2 separate regions of the Mus musculus genome follow, and region 2 is linked to region 1. Evidence: chromatin loops called from intact Hi-C (ENCODE). Cell type or tissue: left cerebral cortex. All regions are shown on one strand.

What was found. Hi-C counts contacts between places; a loop is a spot of excess contacts. Peaks named below come from ENCODE experiments on the same cell type or tissue, not always from the same donor. Only the 100,000 strongest peaks of a DNase experiment are listed, where the experiment ranks them.
Region 2: a loop joins it to region 1, with 4 times the contacts of the local background. A loop is called at or near these places in 3 of 42 quality-filtered maps.

What each region holds. Positions count from the first base shown.
Region 1 is chr7:126,797,756-126,800,255 of GRCm38, reverse strand. It overlaps Aldoa (aldolase A, fructose-bisphosphate), which reads left to right and starts at 1,002. Exons shown (of 9, transcript NM_007438.4): 1 at 1,002-1,211; 2 at 2,480-2,500. In left cerebral cortex, CTCF peaks have their summits at 716 and 945; DNase peaks (open chromatin) are centred at 954, 1,374, 1,928, 2,281 and 1 more place; H3K4me3 peaks cover 2,354 bases; H3K27ac peaks cover 2,350 bases.
Region 2 is chr7:126,502,273-126,504,772 of GRCm38, reverse strand. Atxn2l (ataxin 2-like) reads left to right here and starts at 1,336. Exons shown (of 22, transcript NM_001361487.1): 1 at 1,336-1,873. The coding sequence starts at 1,581. It overlaps 4930456A14Rik (a long non-coding RNA gene), which reads right to left and starts at 2,339. Exons shown (of 3, transcript XR_869939.3): 1 at 2,174-2,339. In left cerebral cortex, a CTCF peak has its summit at 1,239; DNase peaks (open chromatin) are centred at 1,123 and 2,310; H3K4me3 peaks cover 2,169 bases; H3K27ac peaks cover 2,045 bases.

The sequences.
Region 1 (2,500 bases):
GCAAACCAAAGCTGCCTCTTCTTCACCCCCCACGCAGGGATGAATGTCAGGAGCCTCAGGTTTCCCTAAATATAGGTCCCGGCCGCGGGATTCGTGGTGGGGAAAGGGCAGGGGTTACCGAGAAGGTCTGGGACACTGGTGCGGGGGTGTGTAGGGGAGGGGTGGGGAGTAGGAGCTGCCTTAAAACCCAGCCCTGGACTGCCGGGCTCACTCTCTGCTGACCGGGCTCTGCGGCTTCTGTCACTGCGCCACAGGTGGGCCGCTATCCGGATTGCAGGATGGGAATGGGGGTTGCGGATTGGGACCTGAGGAAACTGAGTGCTCTGAGAGTTACAGGGTGACAAGAGAGCTCCGAGACGGATTTTTTTATTTTGGAGAAGGAAATCAGGTTCGGGAAAGACCTGTCTGGCTTGGGCCAGTCCTTGTCGGTCATTTCCTCAAACTGGGTGTGTTTAGCTCGCGGGTGGTGCCTCCCGCCAATCTGCTAGGCAACGCCAGGCCTGGATACGCCACTCAGTTCCGATGTGGCCGGCACACTAGTTCTGGGAGGTTTTGCCTGCGTACCATGTCAGCTGCGCCGTGCTCTGGCCAGGGAGAGATGGAACGCGCCCTGCATTTTAGTCAAGCGACGAAGCAGGCAGGCAGGGAGGCTCCGAAGCTCTGCGTTCTTAGCAGTGACGTCAGGCTGCAACTACACAGCCGGAAGCCAGGGGTCTTGGAGGAGAGGCCAGCCACCATCTCACTCTGACCCCCTCCCTACTCTTCGCCAACCCACATTCCGGCTGAGTCACGATGTTCGCGCGCGCGCCAGGCAGGGGTTGGGGGGGGGGGTGTTGGGGGGGGGGGCCTGGTGACCTGCGGGATGTGGCTCGAGTCACGTCCTAGCGGGGCGGAGGAGGGATCGTGTTCTAGCCGCTTGTCTCCTCCCCAGTGCCGCCTCCTATCGGAGCATCTTGGGGCGGTGCTGCGCACAGTGCCCACCTTCAATTGGACGGTTCCCGTCCCTGCAAGGGAAAAAACCTGCAGAGGGCGGAGCGGCGCCTTTAAATGTCCGGGGCCCCGCCTCCCGTCCCCCCCAACCCAGCTGAATAGGCTGCGTTCTCTTGGAACGCGCAGCAGAACGAGGTTCTGGTGACCCTAGCCGCGTTCGCTCCTTAGTCCTTTCGCCTACCCACCGGCGTACCAGGCAGACCCACCCCGTCCTGTGCCAGGTGAGCGCCATTTGACACGTGCTCGGGGAAGGGTCTATGGGGTTAGGATCTTGGGCCGGTGGCGGGCAGTGCAGAGCCGTCTTCCCCACGGCCCCTCACTTCTCCTTTTTCTACCCCCACGCTTGCCCCCAGCCCGGGTTCTCCGGCCTGCGCCCTGGCGGTTCGCTGCGCCACGCAGCAACTCAGCGCGCTGAGTCATGCCGGGGGAGGAAGCAAGATGAGGTGGAAAAACAGACCCCTCTTTATTTTTGCAAAAACTCTCCGCTATGCAAAGCATCAGGGTCCCATTTCCTATTCAAGAGATCTCAAGAAGCGATGGGGAGACGGGGGCGATCGGCTCTTACACCGTCTCAGGATTTACGCGATGGGGTGGAGGAAATTGGTTTCCTTTCGGGGGAGCCCCAGGAGAGAAGGCTAAACTCCTCAGCTGCAGTACTCTGTTGCCCATTAACACTTTACTATCTTTCCTTATCTGTGACCTTGATTCTGAGTCTGGAACCGCTGTAGCGTAGAAGTGCACGTGCCTCGTACATCCTTTCCCTCCCCTTCTAACAGTATGGAGGCAAAGGTTTCGTTCTACCTGGGCTCCATAGCCCCTTTTCTGTGCTTCTGATGGCCCTGTGTTTTTCCTAATAATTAATCCTTTTCCTCGAGCTCCTCCCCCGCAACCATCACGAAGAGAGAAGCCTGACCTTGGGGTGTCCTTGAAGCCTGGGCCGGCCCTGGGTGGATTAGAAGGGGCCCCCCCACCTCAGTCGGGAAATCTTGGTTCTCTCTTAACTCTCGCCTTTGGGTTGCTATGTGGCTTTGAGCACAGATCATTTCTTTCTTGGGCTCTTTCAGATGAGGGTATTAGGCTCTCTGCCCTATTCGTGATCCTTAAATTCTAAAATATTCCCGGTTCAATTTTGTTTCTAGGCAAGGTGACCCATGGCAACGCGCAGGCCAGATGGGTCCAGCTTCAACATGACCCGCCTGTCCCTGGCTCTGGCTTTTTCCTTTCCCCCAGTTGCCAGTGAGCAACCCCACTCTGAGCTGGGCAACACCCAGCAACAGACAGAGTTAGGAAAGGTACAGGAAGAGGCAGGTCTAGTATAGGGAAGTCGGGAGTAGGGGAGAGCTCTGGGACAGGAAGTATCCCAGGACCCTCAGGGAGTGGGGCAGGGGAGGTGGGGGCTAGTGCCCTGGCCTCCAGGGAAGCTTTGTTACCGGGGAGACCATGGGATGGTCCAACTAAGCGCTGGTCTCTGTCTGCCTCCCTCACCCAGGAAAGCACTGCCACCGGCACC
Region 2 (2,500 bases), 300 kb after region 1:
CTTTAAATTAATTCCATTTTTCCGCTTATGATGGGTTATTAATCTGAAGTGTAGATTTGGACTCATCTGTACTGCTATATTCAATTTCTTAGTGTCTACCCAATCCTAGATTTAATTTTTGGATTATGTTATCAATAAAGGGATTTTAGGTTAACATTCCATGACAAAGTCTGGCTGTGCTGATTTATGTCTGAATCATAGCACTCAGAAGGCAGACAGATCTCTGTGAGTTTTAAGACCACCATGGTATACACAAGGAGTTAAAAGCCAGCTACAGCTATAGAGTGAGGATTTCAGGCTCCAATCAAGCTCCATTTTTTCGTATGTCCTGTCAGATCCATTTCGTCTGTATAGAAATCCATTTTCCTGCCCTCTGTGTTTTACCAAGTACCTTTGCTCAAATTATATAAATCTTCCACTAGCTTGAGCTTTGAGTGGCTTAGTTACCCAAAGCATGGACTTTTCCATCAACTTTTCCTTTTGAAACAGGGTCTGCCCAGCTGACCTGATATTTATTATACAATGCAGGATAGCCTCAAACTTTTGATCCTCCTACCTTCCCTTCCTAGTACTGGAATTAAAGTTCTGAAGCACCATAGCTGCCCTAATTTTGAATGAGGGCTGCCTTAATAGGCAAGCACTATACCACGGTTTTCTAACCGTGTCTTGCTATGCAGCTGGATTCTGTAATATACTCTTAGTCAGTCTGGCTTTCAGACGGCTTGTATTGCTACTGTTCAGGGGGTCGCTCTCCCTGAAAGAATCACTGAATTTCAATTTAGAATTGGGCACATTTGTTGGGATGCACATATGCTCAGAATAGTCATTCTGACGCTCATTAATATTTTAAAGCAGTTAAGATGGAGAGCAGCACCTTTAAAAACCCACCTGCCTTAAGTTACCTGTACTAGGTTTTTCCAGTCCTAGGGATTTTTTTTTTTCTCTTGCTCCCGAGACTCCGCCCACCGGTCACCCAGTGGCGGAAGAACCTCACGCTACGACGTGACACCTCACACCACCGCGGAGACTTTCTGACGTTACGCTGGCGGCGTGGGAGGGGCGGGTCCGCCGGCACTTCCCCTTCCCGGCTTTGGCCCCGCCCACCCTCGTTGTGAAGCAACCGCGGCCGCCAGCATTTAAGGTGGCTCAGAACCTAGAGGTGCGCTAAGCGCCTGCGCGGCTCCTTTTCCGCCCCAGGGGCTAGGCCGGTCGGAGCCACGGCTCGAGCCTCTCCTCTGTTCCGGAACTAACCGCCTGGCGGCGCTCCCCGCGCCCCTCCCCCGCCGGCGCTTCCGCCCGCGCTCCTCCCTCTCCTTCTCCAGCGACGCGCACGCGCGCCAGGCCGGCTCGCGCCCTCTCGCTGTCCACCGGCCCGCGAGATCCCCCCTCCCCTTCCGCCTCGCGGCGCTTCCTCGCGCCGCCGTCTTCTCGATCCACCCCTGACACCGCGGGGCTCCCCCCGCCCGCCAACGGCGGGTCCCCTGCTTGGCGATCTCTTTCGCTTCCCGCGCTCTCCAGCAGGGGCCCGGCCCCAGGCCCTCTTTCCCTTCCCTCTTATTTCTCTTCCGGACGCTGCCATCATGTTGAAGCCTCAGCCGCCACAACAGACCTCCCAACCCCAGCAGCCGCCCCCCACGCAACAGGCCGTGGCTCGCCGGTCTCCCGGCGGGACCAGCCCTCCCAACGGCGGCCTCCCGGGACCGCTGACCGCCACCGCGGCTCCCCCGGGGCCTCCCGCAGCGGTCTCTCCGTGCCTGGGGCCTGCAGCCGCTGCCGGCAGCGGACTTCGCCGCGGAGCCGAAAGCATCTTAGCGGCGTCAGCGCCGCCGCAGCATCAAGAAAGGCCAGGGGCAGTGGCTATCGGCAGCGTCAGGTGAGGACGGGGCTTCCTGGCTAGGGAGAGCCCGGGAGGCAGCGCCCCGGCTTGGAGCTGTTGAGGGGGCTCTTGGGGGCCCAGGACCCCGTGAAGGAGGGGGTGGACCCTCGTGCCAACAGGTCGGAGAGAAAGCTCTCCGGGAGGTCTCCAGGAGCCTGGGGGCAGCGCTCGGCTCTCTGGGCCTAGTCACCTCTTGGGGGTCTGGGCCCTGAGGGGAGGCGGGGCGCATCCCGCCAGCTCCGTCGGCAAAGGGTGTTGGGGGGGTTGAGGAGGTGATGGGGTCCCTAGCTCCATTACCACGAAGGATCTCGCGGTCCCCGGCTTCAGCCAATGGGGAGTCAGCTGCATGAAGGGGTCCCCGACTGTAGCCAATGGGGGGGGGGCGCGCGGCCCACAGTTTGGCCAATGGGGAGGGAGGGACTTGGGAGCGGATTGTTCCCTCCTCTTCCCGGTGTAGCCAGTGAGAGGGGGACGGGGTGGGCGGGGGCGCGGAAGCAGCGGCTACTGGGAAGACTGCGGGCTGGGAAGCTCCTGCGCGCGCGCTCCCCGGGCGTACGTGCGCGCGGATGCTGTCTTATGACTCGGGCATTGGCTTGCCCCGGTAACACGTAGAGCAGAGGCGGA